Linked DNA regions of Mus musculus: region 1 is linked to region 2. The links are chromatin loops, found by intact Hi-C in ENCODE. Cell type or tissue: gastrocnemius. All regions are shown on one strand. Links, peaks and the distances in the headings refer to the core of each region. The heading gives the core; the rest is flanking DNA.

What was found. Hi-C counts contacts between places; a loop is a spot of excess contacts. Peaks named below come from ENCODE experiments on the same cell type or tissue, not always from the same donor. Only the 100,000 strongest peaks of a DNase experiment are listed, where the experiment ranks them.
Region 1: it touches region 2 in a loop (4-fold over the local background); 2 of 42 quality-filtered maps call a loop at or near these places.

Annotation. Positions count from the first base shown.
Region 1 is chr8:36,532,479-36,542,325 of GRCm38, forward strand. No RefSeq gene overlaps it. Among named protein-coding and RNA genes, the nearest start is that of Trmt9b, 79 kb to the left of the region's middle. In gastrocnemius, for the core only: no CTCF peak of the experiment used is centred there; DNase peaks (open chromatin) are centred at 4,427, 4,635 and 5,059; H3K27ac peaks cover 1,721 bases.
Region 2 is chr8:36,813,110-36,822,956 of GRCm38, forward strand. The region is part of intron 4 of Dlc1 (deleted in liver cancer 1); the gene reads right to left. Among named protein-coding and RNA genes, the nearest start is that of Dlc1, 130 kb to the right of the region's middle. In gastrocnemius, for the core only: no CTCF peak of the experiment used is centred there; no DNase peak of the experiment used is centred there; H3K27ac peaks cover 731 bases.

The DNA of each region.
Region 1 (9,847 bases), core at 1,897-6,896, 280 kb before region 2:
ATCTAAAACACAACACTGAGAAATCTTTGCTTTTCGTGGAGAATCCGGAGATTCTGTAGGTCACAAAACATCGTTGGGGTTTGTAATAAATAAATAAATCTCGACACTCCTAGAGATTAGGAGAGCTAAGTTCAAGGCTTCCCCAGATGTTGGCCTGTTTCAGCCAGCAAAATTTCAAATACCTGTTAATCAGGAAAGCTTTAGCTTTCCATTGAGTCGCTAGATGGCGCTAAACCCGCTTGCGGAGAACCCCCAGGAAGCCGTCAGGGTGGGACAATCAAAGGCTGTCAAACAAGTTTCCTATTTGGTTCTATTTTAAATGTTCCTACTCGGATAAAGACACAGATGAATTAAAAATGCCACGGGTGCACACTTAAACCTAATTGAATGTAATAAGAACAGAACAGAGCTGGATAAGTGACAGGCAGCCCAGCGACTCTGGTCAACCTTTGTCAGGACGAAACCCAATCTCCAAACTCTAGAAGCTCCAGGGACAAAACAGGAAGCAAACACATTGTGGCCTTTCTTGGCAGATAAAGCCCTGACATTTGTAATATTTGTGTAGCGACAATGGGGCCTGGGTAATAAAGGCTCGCGGAGGAGACGGTCTCCAAGCACGGAAATGCAAGAGGATAATAGAGAATTAACTAAAGGGAATACAAAGGCTAAGAACACATGGACTCGCACGGTGTCAGATCATACGGGAGGGAACCGAGGATTTCAGAACAGCAAACCCAGGGGAGCAGAAAGTGAACCTTTGAGCAGAAGCCAGAGAATCTGAGCCGGGAGGAGACTCAGACAGAAACAGACCTGAGCCTGAAGATGAACTACCTTGCCCAAATCCACTCGGGTAATTAGTGGCAGCCACGTGAGGAACCCTCGCTGCGGCTAACTGGTGTCTTTTTTTTTTTTTTTTCCATTAGGCGCGCGTGTCTAGCTGAAAACCTTTCGCAGAGACTCATGAAATGCATGCAGAAGCCGCCCCTTGCCTCCTCTCTCCTCTGCACACACGTGTCCGTGTGCACACACATCCACCATCATAACAATACAGGAAATTGAAGGAAGCCGTTGGAAACCTCGGCGGTGCCTGGTCACTGCTGCCCCAGATAACATATCAAAGGGCAGCCTGGAACCGAGCCCTGCCGCGGGCCTTCACAGAGGAAGCCTGACTCCAGCTGTTGGCCCCTATTTAACACATCTGCCCCATATTCACAAAGAATGCCAGGATACAACCACAAAGGAGTAAAAAGGCTAACCAGTGATCTTTTCCTAAGGAAGAGGACCGAATCCAAGAAGTTTAAAGGGAGGCCTGTTGACCGTGCAGGAAATTTGGTAACTGTGACATCACTGTCTTAGCCAGCCCAGGGAAACAGCCTTTTATGGCAGTCGTTTGAATTAACTCCGCTCAGAGCCCCATTCAATATCGACTGCTCTTAATATTTTGAATTATCATCTAATACATTTTGAAGGGACCTCTCCTAGTAGCTACCCCTACATAATAAGCCTTGGGATAGGACAAGGTGGTGTGGCCTGTTTTGAGTTTCTTACATGAAAATGGAGTGGGTTAGCTATTGCCTCACAGAATATCTCCTTTTCAGTGAGGAAATTAAGAGTCTGTGGTTTATGGCATAGGGGACCCATAAACTAGCTGTTCTCAGCCTGTGGGTCACATATTATATATCCTGTATATCAGATATCTATATTAACATTCATAGCAATAGCAAAATTATGGTTATGGAGTAGCAATAAAAATAATTTTAAGGTTGGGGTCACCACAACATGAGGGACTGTATTAAAAGGGTCACAGCATTAGGAAAGCAAAGGATCATTTCTGTAAGTAAGCCTTAAGCTATTCCCACCCCAATCCCCCCACCCCCACTCCCCTATCCCCCATTTAATGTTCACTTTGTCTCAATGGCAGGGGCTTGGTCTCAAGAGAAGAAGAAAAAAAGAACCTGGTGCCTCATTTGCATTCAGGTCTTTTGAGACACACATACATTACCATCTCAGAACCCACTGTATTCTTAAAAGGTGAAAATTACAAACCAGGCCTAGAGACCCAGCCAGCCCTTGAGGGGACGAGACAGGAGGCTCGAGAGTTCAAGTTGTCTTCTGCTACGTGGAAAGTTCAAAGTCAGCTAGGTCACTTGAGACCTTGTTTCTTTAAACAAAGACAACAAAAATATCTAGACATTTCACAGACATTTCTAAGGTAGATTATTAATAAAGCAGTCCATTGCCTTTTATGGGGAAAGATACATTCCATTCCAAGACCCTAAAGAGTGCTTAAAACTTCAGATAAGGCCGGGCGTGGTGGCGCGCGCCTTTAATCCCAGCACTCGGGAGGCAGAGGCAGGCGGATTTCTGAGTTCGAGGCCAGCCTGGTCTACAAAGTGAGGTCCAGGACAGCCAGGGCTATACAGAGAAACCCTGTCTCGAAAAACCAAAAAAAAAAAAAAAACTTCAGATAATACAATTTTGTGCATTTTTAAATTTTTATTTATTTGTTTATTTATTTTAGTTTTGCAAAACAGAATTTGTTTAACCTGGCTATCTGAAACTTACTCTATAGACCAGACTGGCTTTGAACTCAGAGATCTGCCGGCCTTTGGAGTACTGGGATGGATAAAGGTGTGCGCCACCACAGCCCGACCCTTTTGTTTTTCCTAAGCATACACTTTTGAACTGAAATTAAAGGCTAAAAGTGAGTTTCTTATTTCAGATGTATCAGAGAGAGAGAGAAAAAAAAAACCTACCAAAGTATTGTATTCATAATAAAGTATTGGATCCTAGCCATGAATGACTTAATAACTTTTGGAAAACATTGGTCAAGCTACATATGCTTTTTAAATTAAAATATATTTTACTAAATGTCCCATTAGCTTTTCCTGGGGAGATGTGAACAAATGTCTATTCACCACAGAAAAGGTACCAATGACCAAAAAAACAATTCCATCCAGGTCTAGTGAGGTAAACCAATGGGCTTAATAGAGATGACTTATAAAAATATAGATGAGGGGACCCTCCAGGAGTGGTTCTCAACCTGTGCTTACAACCCCTTTGGGATCACATATTGGCTATGTATATAACAGTTTGTAATAGCAGCAGGATGACAGTTATGAAGTAGCATTGGAAATGTTATGTTTGGGGTCACCACAACACGAGGCACTGTATTAAAGGGCCACAGCGTTGGGAAGGTTGAGAACCACTGTCCTGCAGCATAGATGATACCCGCCAGAGAGAGTTTTTTTCTCCCCATTACTGTTAATTGTCTAGACACCCTCCAGGAGCCATGACTCTCCTATGTCTTGTGCCATCTCCTGTGGGCTTTTGAGCTACCAGTTTTCTCCTCATGTGCTACCTCATGGACCTCCCTCCCTTCATGGGAGAATGTCAGTGGCAGGACCCATCGTGTGAGGATCCCATCTTAGCAACCATGGCTGCTCTGGTTCCAAGACTGCATTGTCTGCATCAGGTCTGGAGTATAACATCTCACGTTGTGTGAGAAGCCCACACTCATTAATGTCACCAAGAATCCCATGAGGATAGTCTGGATCACTTGTGGGATATGGCTTTTGTGTGTGTGTGTGTGTGTGTGTGTGTGTGTGTGTGTGTGTGTGCACTTTGTGCAGGAACACATGAGTGTAGGTACCTAGAGAGGCCCCTAGATCTCTTATGAACGAGTCACCTAATGTGGTTGTTTGGAGTCAAACTACTCTGAACAGCTGAGCCCCTGATCACTTGAGGCCCAAGTTTTCTATACCTCAAAAGTTCTCCCCAGTTCAAATTTAATCTTTGTCTACCAATTCTACCTGGCCTTAAGTTGGGGTGACAAGCTCACTTTTCTCCTGGGAGAAATTGGCGGTGGAACATCTAAGTCTCAGTAGCTAAAGATTCTTCCCTCCTCAAAAAGTTGCCGACCCATAAAAACCAAACAGTAGCTCTCTTGACACAAAACTCAAGGCAAGTGTTTTCCTCATTGAAAACAAGCATGCCTTTCTGTCCAACAGGAATGTTTGCTGTGGAGTTGCCCTGTGGTCACATGGAATATCAATTAAACATGTACTCAAAAGTGGGGATTTAATAAAACAATTTTTTTATTTGTTTGTTTGTTTGTTTTTCAAGACAGGGTTTCTCTGTTATGTTCATGGCTGTCCTGGAATTCACTCTGTAGCCCAAGCTGGCCTCAAACTCACAGAGATCCCCCTACCTCTGCCTCCCTAGTGCTGGGATCAAAGGTGTGCACCACCACCACACACTTTAGTAAAGAGCTTTTTAATTGCATTATTTTATTGTGTGTAGAGAGACACGTACATGGAGGTCAAAGGACAACTTGTGTAGTCCATATTCTCCATCTACCATGTGAGTCCTAGGAATTGAAATCCGGCCATCCTACTTGGCAGCAAGTACCCTTATGCACTGAGCCGTTTCACTGGCCCTGTGGATTCATTTTAGTTAACAAAGGTTTTCCTCCACGTTTGTTCATTGTGCGCATGCGCATTAGTCAGGCGCCCATGACTGAGTGTGCATGACTGTGGAGGCCAGAGGACAGCCTCAGGCACCTTTTCTCGAGTACTATTCACCTTGATTTTGGAGAACAGTCCCACTTCTGCTGGAACAGCGGCTTAGATTAGCAGAACAAATGCATGCTGGGAGTTCCTGGCAAGCTTGCCAGAGGATGCTTCCTTCTTTGGTTGTCCAGAGCCAAAGGAAATTGACCACAATGTACACAGCCTCAGCCTCTTCCTACAGAGTGTTATCAGTGCTTGCTACCCTCTACTGAGGCCTGGATGGGCAGTTACAAAACAGAAGAGGTTTTTGCCTGAAAATAATCGGGCAGATATATGTAATAGAAGTTAGGCACGGGCTAATCTCTCACCCGTTTATTTCTCTTCTCTGTGCGTTTTATGATACTGGGAAGATATTTGAACAGTGAGGGTTTGAGCCTCAAAGGTCTGCCTTGTGCTCATTCACGCCTGTGAATTTAACCAGATGGCGTTAATGGACCTTTCTGATTGCAGGCCCGTTTCCTTCTCCTACACCTACCACCAAGCCTCGGGCGGGCGGCAGATTGCCTTCTCCACACCCTCAGTACTGCAGTCACGAGTTTATCCCTGTCTAACCTTTCCCAAGTGGCCTTTAGGTATCAAATTCTCCCCAGATTCCTCTCACCACCATTCCTGACCTCTCACTGCTGCATGCTCTGCCTGTGGCTGGTGGAAGATAGAGGGAAGGAGAGAGGTGGCGTTCTTTGTGTGGGAAGTGCTGTTGCTCCTGTGGTAACATATAGAGCATGATGCTGGTGGGACTCTGTCTATCCCTCCTGCTAGGGGTGTAACAAGGCCACTCGTAGAGTACACTACCATATTTCACTTGGACAAGGATTCACCTAACACATGCATCTAGACCAAACCTAACAAATATAATAAGTTCAGCAATAACAGAACACACTTACACACACACACATCACTTACTACCACTTGCTCAACAAATGTTCTCTGGCTGGATGTACCGGTGCATGCCTTTGATACCGGCCGGCACTCAGGAGGCAGAGGTAGGTGGGTGTCTGTGAGTTCTAGGCCAGCTGGATGTACACAGAGAATTCCAGGACATCCAAAGCTACATACAGAAGACTCTGTCTCAGAAAAGAAGAGGAGAGGAGAGGAGAGGAGAGGAGAGGAGAGGAGAGGAGAGGAGAGGAGAGGAGAGGAGAGGAGAGGAGAGGAGAGGAGAGGAGAGGAGAGGTTAATTTCTGGCTTGTTTTCATTCTCTCTTTACCTCAGCAAGATGCAGTTGTTCTTCAGGGAAGAGGAAATGTCCTTAGCAGCAAGATGCCCTTTTCCAAGCTAATTGTTTGTTTGTTTGTTTACATTCTGGTTGTTTTATTTTGTTTGAGATTTAGTCTCTGTATGTAGCCCAAGCTGGCCCCAAACTCAGTATCTTCCTGCCTCAGCACCTTGAGTATAGGGGATTATAGTCACACACCACTATGCCAGGCCATTTCCCCCTTCAGCACCAGGGATTGAATCTATGGTCTTGCTCTCGCGGGGGAATGCTCTGTCTAAGGCACACCCACAGCCCTGCTGGTATTGGCTTTTGAGGCTGGTCTTTTTCTTCAGGCTGAGTGGCCATTGCCCCCAGCCTTCACTTGCCTTTCCCGAGGTGCCCTCTCTTTACTTCCTCTTCTCTGCCTCACTGAAGCTCCGTGGTGTCTTCATAGACTTCACTTGCTCCCTCTGGAGGTAATTCCTCTAACCCCAGCAGGTCTCATTGCAAGGATGTGCTGCCATGGTTTTCTCCCAGGGAAGAGTTTACCCTTTCTTAAGAAGATTCCCAGTGACCAACCGATGTTTGTCTCCTCAACAGTTCACCCTGGGAAACACTGGATTTATTAGGCTTACTCAAAGATCTCGCGTGATCCTTAGCAGATGTGCGGGTGATCCTAATGCAGGAACCCTGGAAGGGCTGTATCCTGATGGATGATGGCTCCCCTCAATGGCTGCATAGATAAAGTCTTATTCCCTCATCTTCTCCAGCTCAGAAATGTAGTACAACCACCTTACACTTACCCCCAACCAGCTTACAAATAAAGGAGACTCAGACTATGGTTATTTTATTTGGCTCTGACAACTATTGGGGGGTCATCTGGAGTCTACTCTTCTAACTGCTGGTCTGGCTACCTCCCCAGCGGTGTACCCCAAATACTTGCTGTTTCTCCTGGCCAGGTGCTCATGGTCCACCTCCCCTCATTACGGCTTGCTCCTCTCCTCCCTCTCTTTCTCCTTGTCTGCTTCCCCCAACCAGGTCACTCCAAACCCACCTACCTCTAATCCCTCCTCCGGTAACTGGTTGTAGCCATTTTTATTTGGCCAATAGTTTTAAATCAAGGAACAAGGTTTGCACAACAGAGGCTTGTAAACAGAAGTCATTCCTAGGTCTAGATCTTCCGGGTTAGAACTTAACATCACAATACAGAGCAACAGATCGAACCTCAGCATGTGCACTCCAGGATCCGGCTCAGACCTTGAAGTTGAATCTGATTAGGGAACAACGGCATACAAAGGGGAGCGAGCAGTGACCTTCTGAGGGTCTACTGATGCTTCCCATCCTCTCATTCGCTGAGGGGATGCCAAGTTTGCCTCATCCCAATGGATCCTTTCAGGTAGACACCGCTGATCTCATAGAGATGGTCCTGCTTTGGATGGGAGAATAGTAGTACCTTACAACAGACTGCTAGAAAAATCTCCTTTCAAAGTCTACAGTGTCATCTCTGTGTGACAGGGAGCTGCACCCATGGAACCCCGACATGGTGGCTTCCTGAACAAAACCTACACGGCACGAGTTAATGTGGATGGGCAAATCTCGAAAGGACCCTCTACTAGATGAAGAACTACAGGCAACTAATGGTTGCCAAGAAAGGGAGAGTTAGACCTCTTTAAGAACAAGTCCTCAAGGAGTCACCTTTAAACACATACAAAGGGCCGGGCATGGTGGCACATGCCTTTAATCCCAGCACTCAGAAGGCAGAGGCAGACAGATTTCTGAGTTCGAGGCCAGCCTGGTCTACAAATCGAGTTCCAGGACATCCAGGGCTATACAGAGAAACCCTGCCTTGAAAAACAAACACAAAACAAAACAAAAAACACATACAAAGGGACTTAGCAGGTTGTATGTATATTTGTGTACATATTTATATGTAAGTAATATTAACGATAATAACAAGGTCATGAATTTGAGAGGGAAGAAGAACTTGGGAGGAGTTGGAAGGAGCGAAGGGGGAGAGGAAATGGTATACATACAGTACTGGTAAATAAAATTCTCAACTAAAAACTTCTAAAATTGCTGGATAATGTACACACATTCCTTTAATCTCAGCACTTGGGAAGCAGAGGCACCTGTGTTCTGTGATTTCTAGGCTAGCCTGGGCTACAGAGGGAGTTCCAGGACAACCCAAGCTACAAGAGAAACCCTGTCTCCGAGCGAGAAAGAAAAACCTCTTTAAGAATTAAAAACAAAATCAAGTCCACTATGCCAGTTTCTTAGTATCCCTATCAGTGGTGAGCGCTGGCGATGACAGAGGAGGGAAGATGCTCTTTATCTTTAAGAAGAAGAAACAGGACTTTATCTTTATCTCAGAAAAACCAGGACTTCCCCTCTGCTACCTCCGTGCCAGTCACCTAACTGTTTAAACATGGATGTATCATCCCTAATGGACCTAGTGGTAGGTGAAGAAGGAAATGGGCCTGCAATCAGAAAGGCCCATTAACACCATCTGGTTAAAGTCACAGGCGTGAATGAGAACAAGGAAGATCTATGTGGCTCAAACCCTCACTGTTCAAATATTTTCCTTCCATTTCCCCAGTATCATAAAACTCACAGAGAAGAGAAATAGAGAGGCATAAGATATTAGCCCGTGTATAACTTCTATTGCATGGAATCAGCCCGGTTATTTTTAGACAAAACGCCTTCTGTTTTGTAACTGTCCATTCAGGCCTCAGTAGAGGGTAGCCAACAAGCAAGATAGGTAGGAAGAGGCTGAGGCTGTGTGTTGTGGTCAATTCCCTTTGGCTTTGGACAACCAAAGAAGGAAGCATCCGGCAAGCCTGCCTGGGGACTCCCAGCATGCACTTGCACTGTGTATTTAGGCTGCTGCTCCAGCAGAAGCAGGAGTCCTTAGCTAAACCAGAATCGACGCACGAGTGCTTGTGAGGCTCAATGAGACTTGACAACTCTCAGTGACACAGAGGGGACAGCATGTGGGTCATTTGAGGGATACATGCCTAGGTCTCTCCCTCTGTAAATGGGGCATTGAGGAAGACAGGGGACAGCAAATACAAAGAATTTCATTGCTTTTGTTTGGTTTTTTGAGGCAGCTCAGGCTGCCCTTGAACTACAATCCTTCTGCCTCCATGTTCAAGAGCTCCTACATGTAGTTGTCTGACCTCCACATAGCAGGGGTGTCTTAGTCAGGGTTTCTATTCCTGCACAAACATCATGACCAAGAAGCAAGTTGGGGAGGAAAGGGTTTATTCAGCTTACACTTCCATACTGCTGTTCATCACCAAGGAAGTCAGGACTGGAACTCAAGCAGGTCAGGAAGCAGGAGCTGATGCAGAGGCCATGGAGGGATGTTCCTTAATGGCTTGCTTCCCCTGGCTTGCTCAGCCTGCTCTCTTATAGAACCAAGACTACCAGCCCAGGGATGGCACCACCCACAAGGGGACCTCTCCCCTTGATCACTAATTGAGACAATGCCTTACAGTTGGATCTCATGGAGGCATTTCCTCAACTGAAGCTCTTTTCTTTGTGATAACTCCAGCTGTATCAAGTTGACACACAAAACCAGCCAGTACAATGCTGTGTAGATATGCGCATACCCTGGTTAAAAGTAGGTTGCAAAAAAAATGTATGCCTACAATTTTCAAGCAGATCTAGTCCATTTAAAGACCCTTAACCAAGTTATGATTCCTCAGCTCTGAGCTTGTTATCACCAATGGTGCGGGTTTCCTTCAAACATCTCCATAAGCAGACATTAGGTCAACACCTGGTTCAGTTCTCAGAGATGGATCCACCTTTACCTTCTCTTTCATCCACCATGAGGATTTTATACAAAAGGACGCAAGCTTCCAAATGTTTTCCTTCATGTGCTTGTTTTCTTTCCTAAACTCGCAACTGGCTGTGCCAAATAATTAAGGTACGAGTCTGGCAATTTCCGTATGTCTCTTACACCTTCCTAGAGCTGCTTCTGGATGTGGTTATTTGAAATGAATATACATACAGTCAAAGAGTACAGCTTCTGACTTGCAGACAGTGGAACTGAACTCATGGTGAGATTCCACCATTGTGT
Region 2 (9,847 bases), core at 2,161-7,160:
TCAACACGATGTTTACTGTGTAATATATAATCACATTCCCTAGGACTTTGATTGGCTAATTTCTATTAGATAACATGTCTACACTTGACATAGTTACTTGTACCTTAGATATGATAACTTCCTTTCAGGCTTCGTTTAGCTAAGGCATTTCTCGAGAGCCAAAAGAACTAGTTAGGTGCTCTTACCAGCACCCACAGCAGCCTCCACTGCTCCTATCTCAGTCTTTAACCTGCTGCATAGCTGCAAACCTTTTGCAATTTTGTTATCTTATAAGCTTGACTTTGGGGTACAGATAGCAGAGAAGCAGTTCAGTCTCTTTGCCTTTGTCTATTTCTAGTGTTCAACATTGTATCTGGCAATAAGTAGGTGTTGACTGAGTGGATGGTAACATCAGTTACCAAGGATATTTGAAAAAGTAGTAGACAGGATGCCCTTAGCAGTTTTTTTTTTAACCAATGAGGGTTTTATCTGTTTGTTTGTTTTTTAATTTTTAAAAAGATTTATTTATTATATGTAAGTACACTGTAGCTGTCTTCAGACACACCAAAAGAGGGCATCAACTCTCATTACCGATGGTTGTGAGCCACCATGTGGTTTCTGGGATTTGAACTCAGGACCTCTGGAATAGCAGTCAGTGCTCTTAACCACAGAGCCATCTCTCCAGCCCACAGTTAAAAAATTTAACCTAAGCTTGTGTGGACTGAAATTCATTTATGCAGTATACTCATTAGCTTGCTTTGGTTGAAAAAAAAATCATTGATCTTACACAAAAGAGTGATTGTGTTTCACTTTTTTTTTTGCTTGCTCATTTTGAATGCCAAATATTCTTAATTCATTGGTAAAGTTCAGATACATGGAAAGAAAAAAATGTTTTAGATCAATCAATGTCATGGTTCCAAATGGAATAACAAGAGAGCAACCCTAAGACCATTGATATTATCACATTGCTGTATGGGTAATTAAAATCATGCTAAATTTAGAACCCAATAACTGCCATATAGGAAAAATAACCCACATGTTCAAAATATTATAATTATGTTTCAGTGGGCTTTTATACTGGAACTTGATAGATATAAACAGTTTATCCTTGCTGAAAACAGTGCATTCTGTTATCATCTGTCTCCACCAATGTGGGATGCATAATAAGAGATCATGGGGTGGATGGACGAGAAAAAGGACTTTTTTCATGTGCTTGGAGGCTTGGAGTCTATAACCAAGAGACAATAGTTCAGTGTTCAGCAAAAGCCCTTTCTCTGGCCTTGGGAATGTCACCCTTGTCTGCATCTTCACATGACCTTTCCTGGAAATGTGGTCCAAGGTGTTGAGCAGAGTGCTTGTGTCTCTTAATAACTAACATATCATATCAGGGTCCTACCTTAAGGCTTCATTGAAACTTATTTTCATACTCAAACTCAAGTCACGTGGCGGGGGAGGGCTTTAGTATATGCATTATGGGAGGAATCATGTTATAGTAACATAAAAACTGTGTGTGTGTGTGTGTGTGTGTGTGTGTGTGTGTGTGTGTATGCACGCCTGAGCCAGAGGTTAATGTTGGGTGTCTTTCCACAAGGTTTGTCACTGAACCCGCAGCTCATCCATTCAGCTAGGCTGGCTGGTCCATGGGCTTCCGGGATCTGTCTGTCTTCCTTCTCACCTCTCACCAGTGCTGGGGGCACAGGCACAGCCACCACATCTAGCTTTTGCATGCGTGCTGTGAATTTGAACTTGGATCCTCATGCTTTTGTGGCAAGCAAACACTTCACCTATTAGGCCATCTTCCCAGTCTCTAGAATAACCTCTTGGGAAATTCTACTCAAAACCAAAAGCTATTCTTTTGGGATCCGTAAGCCAAACTAGTACTGACCCATTTAAAAAAAAATGACATTTTTAAGTGTTCATCTAAGCACTTTTGTGCTGATGTCAAGGAAGTGGTTTTTCTAAAAAAAAAAAATGGAATAGTCAGTGAGTTAGTATTATCTTTATAGGAACTGATATCATCTGGCCGGCTTCCATATGGCTATTTCCTCTTGAAGGTTTAGCACAATCTTATTTAGACTTTTAGGCCTATCCCTGAACTCAGAAGCTGCCTAATCCAACCCTCCTTGGAAAAGTGAAGAAAGTCCATTGCTAAGACCCAAAGTTATTTGGATTCCTCGGCAAGACAGTGCTCCACAAATCTGACCATTGTTTTTGTTTCAGCCAAATTGTCGCTCCTTTTCCTGTACCATATATTCCTACTGTGTGAATTACGTGCCAGCTATATTTCAATGTTTAACCATTTCTCCTGACATGCCACCAAAGGGACTTCATTATTCCTCTCTCGCTTCTTCAGTATTTTTCCTAAGGCTTGTATTATACTTTACAAATTATGTTATAGTCAGTTTTAAAAGTTGTTTATGTATGTATGTATGTATGTATGTATGTATGTATGTATGTTTGTATGTCTGTATGTCTGTCTGTATGTATGCATGTGAAAACATGGTTTGAGTATGGAGGTCAAGGGAGTTAGTTCTCTCTATTATGTGAAGCTCAGGGATAGAACTCAGGTTGTCAGGCTCAGTGACAAGCACCCTTATCTGCTGAGCCACCTTGCTAGTTTTCATAATTAAGTTTTATGCTCATAGTCTCTACTACACTTGTAGCTTCTCTATAGTAAAGTGTAGAACACTTTTAATACAGCAGCTATCCTGCATTGGTAGTCACTTGTACTAGACCCGCATGATAGATTTAACTTTTTAGTGAACCAGTAATTTAGACTTATTTCAGAAGATCATGTGACCAGCTACGATCTTCTCACAGATTACACTTGAGTCTTAAAATGCTAGTTCCAGAAAGTCATCTTGGACAAAGCATTCACAGTCATGAGCCAGAGTGGCTACATACAATCCTGCCTAGATGCAAAGTCCATGTCCTCATCCACTGTTTGATACCCACATGGTTCAAATAGAGCATGTCAGAGGAAACTAGTTCATTTATCATTGGCTCAATTGATTCCCAACTCTTCAGCACCCAAAGTCAATTCTTCCTGGTTAAATACTGGCTTTCAAATGGAGCATGTGAGAGATGAGCATGGTCACGTTGTGGGATGCTTTATATAGTAGTCAGTGATGACCTAAACAGATTATAGGTCATGAAGCTCAACCCAGGACAATTGTTCCCTGAACTCTGGCACATTCTTATTGTGCTTCTGTACTTTATTGCTTTTGGCAGTTTCCTTATGGTGTAGCAAGAATTGTGAAATTCAGAATAAAGTTTTAAGACAGATGACTCTCATGTCATGAGTCGGATCCCCATTCTTTGTGTTTTCAGAATTTTCTTCTTTGACAATTACAATAATTGAGAGGTTAGCGAGAGATTTGTTGACTACTTAATGAAAGTCCAGACAGACGATAAATATCGGCACCTCCCAAAGCTGCATGAATATCTGGAGTTAATAATTAGACATTTTGTAACTTGTTGAAAATATTTTCAAGCAATTAGAAACATCCAATTAAAATATATAAATTCTGTTTGTGATGCACATTTCATAAGATACAGACACATTCTCACAAATCATGTATCTCATTTTATAATTCCCTTTAATTTTCAAAATGACATAAAATTGTATAATATCTTTAATGAGAGGAACCTTCTAGAACGTTTTAGGCAGAAACCTGAAGTGTTAGTCTTCCTGCAACATTTTTCTTAATAACAAATATTCTCACATTTACCTAAAATTCTTTTGGAACAAAGCTACTGATATCACAAGCCTTTGTCCATTCTAGACATATTTGGAAACAGACAACCTGAAGGATTTCATGGGCACTCTGACTGTGATCTGGAAATATCCATTTTGTTGCCTACAAATGGATGAAACTGCCAAGGTTCCAGTATATGACTTCTATGTAGAACAATGAATGGGGTGGCGATGTTTTTGGTATTCTTACTTAGAACCAAAAGTCCTTTGTTATTCCGGGTAAGTATTTTTTCTTTTCTTTCTGCTTACCAGACAAAGTATAAATTATTAATTATTACCATACAGATTATTAATAAATTGTTTTCTATATTTCTTGTACTATATATGTATATACATGCATATTGAAATATATTCATAAATGTTTATGTGGTACGTTCACAAATGTTTACGTGATGTGTATACACACACTCATATATATCAAAATATTCTTCCATTTTTGTCAGCTCTTCTTTCCCAAGTAACCCCACCAGAAAGCACATGATGACAATGTCCTAAAGATCAGAGCATGACACTGCTGTGAAGCCGGAGCCAAATGCATATGTTAACAAAGAGAAAGGAAGACAGAGAGACATGAAGGTGTTCCTCTCAGTCTAACCCAATCACTGAAGAACATCAAGTCCTTCTCATTTTCTTCACTTGAGCACTTCTGTCAAGTGTTACTAAAATTCATGGTGTGTGATCCCGACGAGCTTATGAATTTTCAAAGGTATTTGTTAACAAAACTATTTGAAACGTAAAAGCCTATTTTGTCATATAAAACCCAAACAGTTACAGATCATATTTTAAAACATTTCTTATTTTCATTCCTCTAGTCTTCATTACAAAGCTTGCCTCATAAGCTCACTGGGAACCCCTGGCAATTGCAATGGCTTGTTTTGTATTCTTAAACCACCACTATGGCTTTATGGGATAATGTTACACTCAGGCAATGCTACACAAACCTGGCAGAAGGGACTTAGTTCAAAGATGTGGGGCTAAAGTTATGAACTAAAGGCCCAGTTCTACTGACATTGCACACCTGCAGCTCTGCTCGCAGTCTGTGAACCTTGATTATCAGGAGAGAGTGAAGTGTGCTGGGAAGCACAGCTCCTGAGGAAGAAGCTTCAACCCGAGCCCCAGTGTTGACATCTGCTTGTAACAGCCTTGCTAAGGCAGGTGTTGGGACACCCAAGACTATTTCCAGTTATCCAAGGACTTTTGCAAAATTCTTCAAGGAATTTTCAAAATATACTTAGCTATTTATCAAAAACAAAAATTTTACATAACATTAAAAATGAATGTTGCCATGATTTGGGGGAGAGGAGTAGAGAGTGTAAATTTAAGTAATGAGACACTATTGTACTTTTGAATGAGTGAAGGAAAGGAAGAAGGCATTTCCTGAAACCATCCATCCATCCATCCAACCAACCAACCAACCAACCAACCAACCAACCAGCTAACCAACCAACGAACCAACCAACCAATCAAACCCAAGCTAAAGAGCAGTTGGATTCAATGAATGTTAACCAGTAAACAGTTTAGAGAATAGCAGCTCTTTGCAGCTTCATGGTCTGAAGGAGGAAAATGGCTTAATTTGCATCAGTCAACAAGGCAGAGACTCAACAGCAGTATGTAGCTTAAGTATGTCTCAGAAGTTGAGACAAAAACCGGAGACAGTGACTGCAATGCCACTTTATAGGCTGTAGAGCACTGGTTCCCAATCTTCCTAATGCTGTGACCCTTTCGCACAGTTACTCAGGATATGGTGATCCCCAACCATATAATTCTTCATAACTGTAATTTTGCTACTATTAGGAATTGTAATATAAATATCTTTGGAGATAAATGTTTGCCAAAGGGGTTACAATCCATAGGTTGAGAACCACCAGTTTAGAGGCTGAACAGGAAAAAGCCTGTGGCTTTCTAGATGCTGTCTAGTTAAACTGGAGACCCACAGTACCACAAAGTCTAGTTTAGGGAAAATTTTCTTAGTGGGGGACAAGAGTGTGAAATTAGCATACTCGACATGGTACAGTTAACCTCTGGACAGGCTATAACATATGGTGTCAGATTTAGCTGTTTAATGATGTCAGGGATGAGCCAGGAATTCCAGGTGAATTCTTTTATTTTTATTAGATATTTTCTTTATTTACATTTAAAATGCTATCCCAAAAGTTCCCTATACCCTCCCTCTGCCCTGCTCCCCTACCCACCTACTCCCACTTCTTGGCCCTGGCATTCCCCTGTTCTGGGGCATATAAAGTTTGCAAGACCAAGGGGCCTGTCTTCCCAATGATGGCTAACTAGGCCATCTTCTGCTACATATGAAGCTAGAGACATGAGCTCTAGGGGACACTGGTAAGTTCATATTGTTGTTCCACCTATAGGGTTGCAGACCCCTTTAGCACCTTGGGTACTTTTTCTAGCTTCTCCATTGGGGGCCCTGTGCTCCATCTTATAGATGACTGTGAGAATCCACTTCTGTATTTGCCAGGCACTGGCATAGCCTCACTCAAGATAGCTATATCAGGGTCCTTTCAGCAAAATCTTGCTGGCGTATGTAATAGTATCTGGGTTTGCTGGCTGATTATGGGATGGATCCCGGGTAGGGTAGTCTGTTCACCTCGGTTATTAGCTTACATCCTTTCCACTTCTGAGTATGGACATATATTGTTAATAATATGAGATTAAATTATCTGTCCCCCAATATTGCTGCCTAATTATCAAATGGATGTTAACAGAGTTATGGGAACTAAGATATCAACAGGAAGAAGAAAAAGACACTTGCACAGTGCTGAGAACAAAACTCACACTTACCCTAATGTCTGCCTCCACATCTGTATGATTTGGCTGTTACTCTGTGGACCACCACACGGATCCCATTCCATTGCTAAAGCATTCTATGGTCTTTCCTGTCTCCTGTCTTTGCCCTGGATATTTTTCTGTCTGAAATTCTCTTCTCTTGGCTCTTTTCATCCATGAAGTTGGCTTCTCATCAGATAAGCATTCCAAGGTCCCAGAGAGGCCTTTGTAAATTGTCCTATCATACGCTTAGCTAGCTCATGTCTACTTTCTCCAGTAGGTACTTCTGTTTTTCTCTTTTCATGAGGCCTGGTGTCCTTTATTCAGCACTATGCAAACCAGTCCCACACTACTCAAGGCATGGGATTAGTGTTGGACTCAACCATGATGGTAAACCTGTACATTTATGTAGAACCTAAACATCAACCAGACCATCTTATAGTCAATTCTAAGTCCTAATTTTGTTAAAATCTACAATGACAACCCACACAGCTAACCTGCAACTTGATGTTTTCCTTAGAGTTTCTTTGTAGTTAGGGGATTTGCTGCTTGGAATACTTGCTCCCTGAGGGCAGTGCCCTTGTTTCCTGACTGCTTCTGCACTGTGTTCTCTAAGCAAGTGCTGTAAGAACTCAGCCTGTCATCCACAAAAGGAATGCTAAGCATTTACATTTAGTCTTCGGACTTCTTGCGAACCTTGAAGCTACCTAGTATACAATTACCCCTACTTGACGGATTAATGCGCTGACACTCAGGTAATTAATTCTCCCCAGATCATAAAACTGAAGTAGAAATTGACCCTAGCTCTTCTTCTGAAAAAACATCCCTCTTTCTATTATACTAAAAGCCCGGGAGAGGTGAGGAGTAAATTAATGCGAATTCTTTTGCTATGATACTGAATCTAAGGTCATTGGTTAAAGTATTTTCACATGCTCTCTCCACGAAACAAAAATAAAATAGCAAACCAAACAAACACCAGCAAATACTAAAACACCATGAGAAAGACTCTTAGACCTTTGTTTTCCAATAGTCTCTTGCAGAACCATCTCTGTCTAGCCTGCCAAGCGAACTCAAACATTTCTCAATATTCGGCGATTGCAACATGGGTTTTGCTTGGAACCCTTCACAATTGGCAGCAGAACTACAACTTGAACAGTCAAGAACAAGGCTGCGTGCATGTGTGGCTTTGCTTTACTTGGCTGAAGACAATCAGGTACAAAGGTGTATCCTTCCTTAACCCTTTCTGGGCACCAGGAAGCTCTTTCAAAATGGAAGGGAATTCCTGCAGTAGTGTCTTTGCTCCTCATAACTTGAGAGTTATAGGGAGGTATGCCCGATGTGCATATATACTCGTGGATGTGCGGTTGTGTGTATTTTGACATCTCTGCTCCCATCCTTGTCTTTTGCTCCCGTAACTCTCAGTCAGGATCTTGGGCAATTTCCTGTTAAACTTAGCTTCAGAGGAAAGAGCCAAAAGCATGAGAAGAAGAAAGAATCAAAACTTTTGGAAGAGCAAGCAGTGCTCAACCCTCGAGACACAGCTCCTGCCCCCACAAGAGAAGAGAGAGAACAGACAATAATATCAAAGTTTCTGTCCTGGCTTCCTGGATGACATGCCAACATCTGCCAGAAGTCAGTGTGCTAACCTCCTCTTCGGATTGACTTCCCTATGCTGTTCTTCTATCTCAGTCAAACGGTTGCTCTCAGCTTCCATTTGTACAATGCTACTTCTAAACCTTTTGTGTTGTAGCCCCGAGGACTGGCACAGAAATCTCTGTGCTTGTGTAGAATCCTCTTTGGATTAGAGACAGGTGACTTTTAAAATTGTCAGATGCTATTTAGGCTTCTTTGAAAAGTTTTCAAGAATGAACCAAAATCTGTTATTTCTCCACTCTAAGTTTATGTAGACAACTCACATATTAAGAAAAATCCCCCTCATATTTCTAATTCATGTTCTTTTATCTAATTCCCACTCATTTATACTTTATCTTGTCAAAAGACTAATTATCATCTGAGACTCTTTCAGTTTCCTAAATAAGACTTGCCAAATTCCCCATGTTCAAGATGCATCTCATATTTTCTCTAGCATTAAACTCTTGCCACATTTGGATGCACACACTAAATCTGTGTTCAGACACTTTCAATATTTTCTTCAACTGGGACAAATGTCTTCCTGTTCCAATAATGAGTTTGTATTGATTCAATCTGCATTCCATTTCATATAATCCTTAGCAAACTAATCCCCATGTCAATTTCCATTTCACAACTCCAGTCCTCTTACTACTCCTTACAGAGATCCTGAAAGTAGAAACCATTCTGTTGACACATTGTGAGAGAAATACTTTGGGTCAGGTTGATGACATTTTCCCTTTGGGAGAGAAGTATACTGGACTGTAGGCTGTGGTAAGTCAGGGTCAGCCTCCTCGGTATCTAGGGCTCTGTGTGAAAAGCTGACCCATTCCTTCAGTGCCCACTCATAGAGAGCTCTCCACGAGGAGTATCTACTGGTCACAGTTCATCTCAGTATATCCTATTTTCCAAATGCTCTGGAAAGTTGGATGGTTCTATTACAGGTGTGATCAGGGAGCAAAAAAAAAAAAAAACAAAACAAAAACAAAAAAAACCAAAAAACAAAAAACAAAAAAACAAAAAAACAAAACAAAACAAAAAAAAACAAAAAAACCAAAAAACCTCAAGAAACTTTGAAGTTTTACAGGGACCCGTGCCAGAGGCTTTGGGTGTCGCAGATGTCATTTTATTTCGGATCTGGGAGTCTGCCTTCCTCATTTAACCACATACAACACCTTCATTGTGTACTCCCCAATCAGCAGCCTCTCCTTCTAGGTTTCCAGACATGTGTCATTTCCACCGAATATTTAGTAGCACATAACTACTGAAGTGGGAAGACCGGAATGTTAGGCATGTCTCACCGAAAAGGAGAATTCTTATTTTGTAAGAAATGACTCAACTGGTCATGGAAACGTCTACATCCCAGTCTATTCTTAAAAATAAATAAATATAAGGAGTTCCCCCACGCGAGAGGCACACAAGGACTCAGGTTATTCGTTTCCATGAAGTCACTCACAGCAGGCCTGTCTGGAAAAACACTTTCATCTCCTGCAAAGAGTGGGGGCTGGGAACAGACTTTTGAGAAGCCTTAAACACCAGGACTTTAAGATGCAGGATGAATCCGGTAAAGCAACCCCTCAGCCAGGTGAATTTGGACCAAACCCAGATCAATTTCTATACTTCAGCCGAATGTAGACTGCATGGAAACCATACAAGTACAGGCTTGCGGGAGAGACATCTCTCTAGCTAGTCCAAAGAGCT